Regions from separate parts of the Homo sapiens genome. Here region 2 is linked to region 1. A link is a loop called in an ENCODE intact Hi-C map of the cell type or tissue named here. Cell type or tissue: chondrocyte. All regions are shown on one strand. Region 1 has its middle 7.5 kb from the start of SAMD7. Region 2 overlaps LRRC31 (leucine rich repeat containing 31).

The links. Hi-C counts contacts between places; a loop is a spot of excess contacts. Peaks named below come from ENCODE experiments on the same cell type or tissue, not always from the same donor. Only the 100,000 strongest peaks of a DNase experiment are listed, where the experiment ranks them.
Region 2: a loop joins it to region 1, with 3 times the contacts of the local background. A loop is called at or near these places in 2 of 110 quality-filtered maps.

Annotation. Positions count from the first base shown.
Region 1 is chr3:169,902,812-169,905,311 of GRCh38, reverse strand. It overlaps the pseudogene KRT18P43. Among named protein-coding and RNA genes, the nearest start is that of SAMD7, 7.5 kb to the left of the region's middle. In chondrocyte, no CTCF peak of the experiment used is centred here; a DNase peak (open chromatin) is centred at 1,219.
Region 2 is chr3:169,843,999-169,846,498 of GRCh38, reverse strand. The region is part of intron 8 of LRRC31 (leucine rich repeat containing 31); the gene reads left to right. Among named protein-coding and RNA genes, the nearest start is that of LRRC31, 25 kb to the left of the region's middle. In chondrocyte, no CTCF peak of the experiment used is centred here; no DNase peak of the experiment used is centred here.

The sequences.
Region 1 (2,500 bases):
GTTTCTGCGTGTTGGCCAAGCTGGTCTCCAACTCCTGACCTCGGGTGATCCGCACACCTTGGCCTCCCAAAGTACTGGGATTACAGGCGTGAGCCACCGTGCCCGGCCATCTTTTTTAAAGTTGTGATAAGTATATATAACATAAAATTTACCATCTTAATCATTTTTAAGTGTGCAGTTCAGTAGTAAACACATTCACATTGTTACACAGCAGATACCCAGAACTCTTTTTATCTTGCAAAACTGAAACTCTATGCTCATTGAACAACAACTCCCTTTCCCTCTCCCCACCAGGCCCTGGTACCCGCCATTTTACTTTCTATAAGCTCTACAAATTTGACCACCGTAGGTACCTCATGTAAGTGAATCATACAATATCTGTCCTTTTGTGACTGGCTTGTTTCAATTAGCATAATGTCATCAAGGTTCATCCATGCAGTACCATGTGTTAGAATTCCTTTCCTTTTTAAGGCCAAATAAAATTCTATTGTGTGTATATACCACATTTTATCCATTCATTCATCCACAGGTGGACATTTGTGTTGCTTCTACCTCTTGACTACTGTGACTAATGCTGCTGTGAACATGAGACATGAGTGCATAGATATCTCTTTGAGATTCTGCTTTTAATTCTTTTGGGTATATACCAGGAGCAGAATTTCTGGATCATTTTTTAAAGTTTTAATTTTTAAAAATTCTATTTTTTCATTTTTGAGGAACTGCCATGCTGTTTTCCACAGGAGCGGCATCATTTTATATTCCCACCAGCAATGCACAAGTGTTCCAATTTCTCCACATTCTCACCAACACTTGTTATTTTCTGTTGTAGTTGTTTTTAATTATAGCTATCACATTGTGCATAAGGGGGTATCTTGTTGTGGTTTTGATTTACACTTCCCTCATGATTAGGGATGTGGGGCATCTTTTCACCTGCTCATTGGCCATTTGTATATCTTCTTTGGAGAAATAGCTTTCAAGTCCTTTGCCCATTTTAAGATCAGGTTGCATTGTAGGCAAAACCTGAGTCCTGTCCTCTCGCTCTCCTCCCGGACAGCATGAGCTTCACCACTCGTTCCACCTTCTCCACCAACTACCGGTCCCTGGGCTCCACCCAGCTGCTCAGCTACGGTGCCCAGCCGATCAGAACCGTGTCCAGTGTCTATGCAGGGGCCGAGGCTTCTGGTTCCCGGATCTCCGTGTCTTGCTCCACCAGCTTCCGGGACGGCTTGGGGTTCAGTGGCCTGGCCATGGGGATGGGCGGGGGTCTGGCAGGAATGGGGGGCATCCAGAATGAGAAGAAGACCATGCAAAGCCTGAATGACTGCCTGGCCTCCTACGTGGACAGGGTGAGGAGCATGGAGACTAAGAATTGGAGGCTGGAGAACAAAATCTGGGAGCACCTGGAGAACAACGGGCCCCAGGTCAGAGTCTGGGACATTACTTCAAGACCATTGAGGACCTGAGGGCTCAGATCTTTGCAAATACTGTGGACAATTCTAGCATCGCTCTGCAGACTGACAACACTCATCTTGCTGCTGATGACCTTAGAGTCAGGTATGAGACAGAGCTGGCCATGTGCCAGTCTGTGGAAAGCAACATCCGTGGGCTCTGCAAGGTCATTGATGACACCAATGTCACTCAGCTGCAGCTGGAGACAGAGATTGAGGCTTTCAAGGAGGAGTTGCTCTTCGGGAAGAAGAACCATGAAGAGGAAGTAAAAAGCCTACAAGCCCAGATTGCCAGCTCTGGGTTGACTGTGGAGGTAGATGCCCCCAAATCTCAGGACCTCAGCAAGATCATGGCAGACAACCAGGCCCAATACAATGAGCTGTCTCGAAAGAACTGAGAGGAACTAGACAAGTACTGGTCCCAGCAGATTGAGGAGAGCACCACAGTGGTTACTGTGCAGTCCTCCAAGATCAGAGCTGCTGAGATGACGTTCACAGGGCTGAGATGTACAGTCCAGTCCTTGGAGATCGACCTGGACTAGATGAGAAATCTGAAGGCTAGCTTGAAGAACAGCCTGAGGGAGGTAGAGGCCCGCTACACCATGCAGCTTGATAAGGTCCTGATGCACCTGGAGGTGGTCCTGCTGCATCCCAGGCAGAGGGACAGCATCAGGCCCAGGAGTATGAGGCCCTGCTGAACATCAAGATCAAGCTGGAGGCTGAGATCGCCACCTACCATGGCCTGCTGGATGACGGGGAGGACTTCAATCTTGGTGATGCCCTGGACAACAGCAACTCCATGCAAACCATCCAAAAGACCACCACCCGCAAGATAGTGGACAGCAAAGTGGTGTCTGAGATCAATGAGACGAGAGTTCTGAGACATTAAGCCAGCAGAAGCAAGGTACCTTTTGGGAGCAGGAGGCCAATAAAAAGTTCAGGGGTCAAAAATACAAAATAAAATCAAGTTGCTTGCTTTTTTGTTGTTGTTGAATTGCAGAAGTTCTTTGTATATTCTGGATATTAACCACTTATCAGATATATGATTTGCA
Region 2 (2,500 bases), 59 kb after region 1:
TTTGTATTTTTGGTAGAGACGGGGTTTCGCCCTGTTGGCCAGGCTGGTCTCAAACACCTGACCTCAGGTGATCCACCCGCCTAGGCTTCCCAAAATGCTGGGATTACAGGCGTGAGCCACCGTGCCCAGGCTGTTTATTTCTATATGCAGCTCAATTCAGCTGGGGACAGTTTTATATGTTCACCTAGTGTTTCCTGTGGACAAATTGTGTGCATAATGCAAACAAGAAATTTGCATTATACTCAGATTGTTTCCTGACATTTCAATCTCATTGAAATAAACTTGTGTTTTCAAAACAAGTGTTATAGCAAAAATGATTGTAATTAGAAGATGGGGACAAAACATTGTGATTTTAATTCGCATTTCCCTAATGACCAATGATGTCAAACATCTTTTTATGTGTGTATTTTCATTTCTTAGCTCCTTTGGTGAAATGTCTGTTCTAAATCTTTTGCCTGATTTAAAAAATTGGATTGTTTGTTTTCTTATTGATGAGTTTGGAGAGTTTTTTAGATTTTTCTGAATACAAGTAAGTCCTTTATCAGAAATATAATTTGCTATTATTTTCTCTGGGTCTGTCCCACTGGCTTTTTCATTCTCTTGATAGTGTTTTTTTGCAGATCAAAGCTTTCAGTTTTGATAAAGATTTATCAATTTGTTAATTTGATGAATAGAGTTTTTTTGTGTTGCATCTTAGAGCGTTTTGCAAATCTAAGTTCTCAAAGATTTTTTCCATATTTTTGTCTTAAAGCTTTGTATTTGCATTTTATATTTTGACCTATTACCTATTTTGAGTTAATTTTTATATAAGGTATGAGGTATGGGTAGAGGTTAATATTTTTGCATATTACTGTCCAATTATTTGAGTGCCATTAACTGAAAAGACTATCCATTCTCCATTGATTTGCCTTTATATTTTTGTGAAAAATCAATTGGCCATATTTGTGATGGCCTACTTCTGGTCTCTCAGTTCTGTTCTATTGATCTCTGTGTCTCTTATTTTACCAATATCACGCTGTCTTGATTGCTGAAACTTTATAGTAAGTCTTGAAATGAAGTAGTATAAGTATTCTTTGTTTCTTTTTCAAAATTGTTTTGGTTATTCTAGTTACTTAGCATTTCCATTTAAAGCTAGCATCAGATTGTCAATATCTATTTTAAAAATCCATCTGGAAATTTTATTGGGATTACATTGAATTTATAGATCAATTCAGGGAGAAATGACATCTTAACAATATTGAGTATTCCAATCCATGAACACAGTCTATCTCTGTATTTAAGTACTCTTTGATTTCTTTCACTGGTGTTTTCTAGTTTTTATATTTTGTTAAATTTATATCTGAGTGTTTAATTTTTGTTCTCTTATAAAAGATACTGTTTAATTTTAGATTCCCAATGTTACGTGGATATATAATTGATTTTTGTATATTGACATTTTACTGCAAACTTGCTAAACTCATCTGTTAGCTGTAGGATATTTTTGGTAGATCCTGTAGGATTTTCTATATAGATAATCATATCATCTATGATTAGAGACAGGTTTTGTTTTGTTTTTTTTTTTTTTTTTTGAGATGGAGTCTCATTCTGTCACCAGGCTGGAGTGCAGTGGCATGATCTCGGCTCACCACAACTTCCGACTCCTGGGTTCAAGCGATTCTCCTGCCTCAGCCTGCTGAGTAGCTGGGACTACAGGCATGTGCCACCACTCCCAGCTAGTTTTTGTGTTTTTAATACAGACGGGGTTTCACCATGTTGGTCAGGATAGTCTCGATCTCCTGACCTCGTGATCTGCCTGCCTCAGCCTCCCAAAGTGCTGGGATTACAGGCGTGAGCCACTGTGCCCGGCCTAGAGACAGATTTATTTCTTTATCTCTGTGTATCTTTTCTTTCTTTTTCTTGGTTATTTAGCTGGCTAGATTTCCAATAGATGTTGAATGAGATGAGAGCATTCTTGCCTTGCTTCCAGTCTTAGTCCCCTAAGCTAAGGGGAAAAGCATTCCATTTTTCACCATTAAGTATGATGTTAGCTATAGGTTTTTTTGTAGCTACCCTTTATCAGGTTAAGGAATCCTAATTTGCTAAGAGTTCTTATAACGAATTTTGTCAAATTATATTTTTCTGCATCTATTGAGATGAGCATTTAAAAAAACTATAGTTCATTAATATTCATAATAATAATGAATGATAATAATTAATAATATTAGCTGATTTTTTAATGTTAAATCAGCCTGGTCATGGTCATTATGTATTATCTTGTTTATATAGCGTTGGATGTTATTTGCTAATATTCTGTTGAGGATATTTGTGCCTATGTTCACAAGGGGATAATAGTCTACTGGTTTTCTTATAATGTCTTTGTCTGGCTTTGTTATGAGGGTATAGGTAGCCTCATACAATGAGTTGGAAAGTGTTCCTTCCTCTTTTATTTTCCAGAAAGATTGTGTAAAATTGGTATTATTTATTGCTCAACTGTTTCACAGAATTCACCACTGAAGCCATC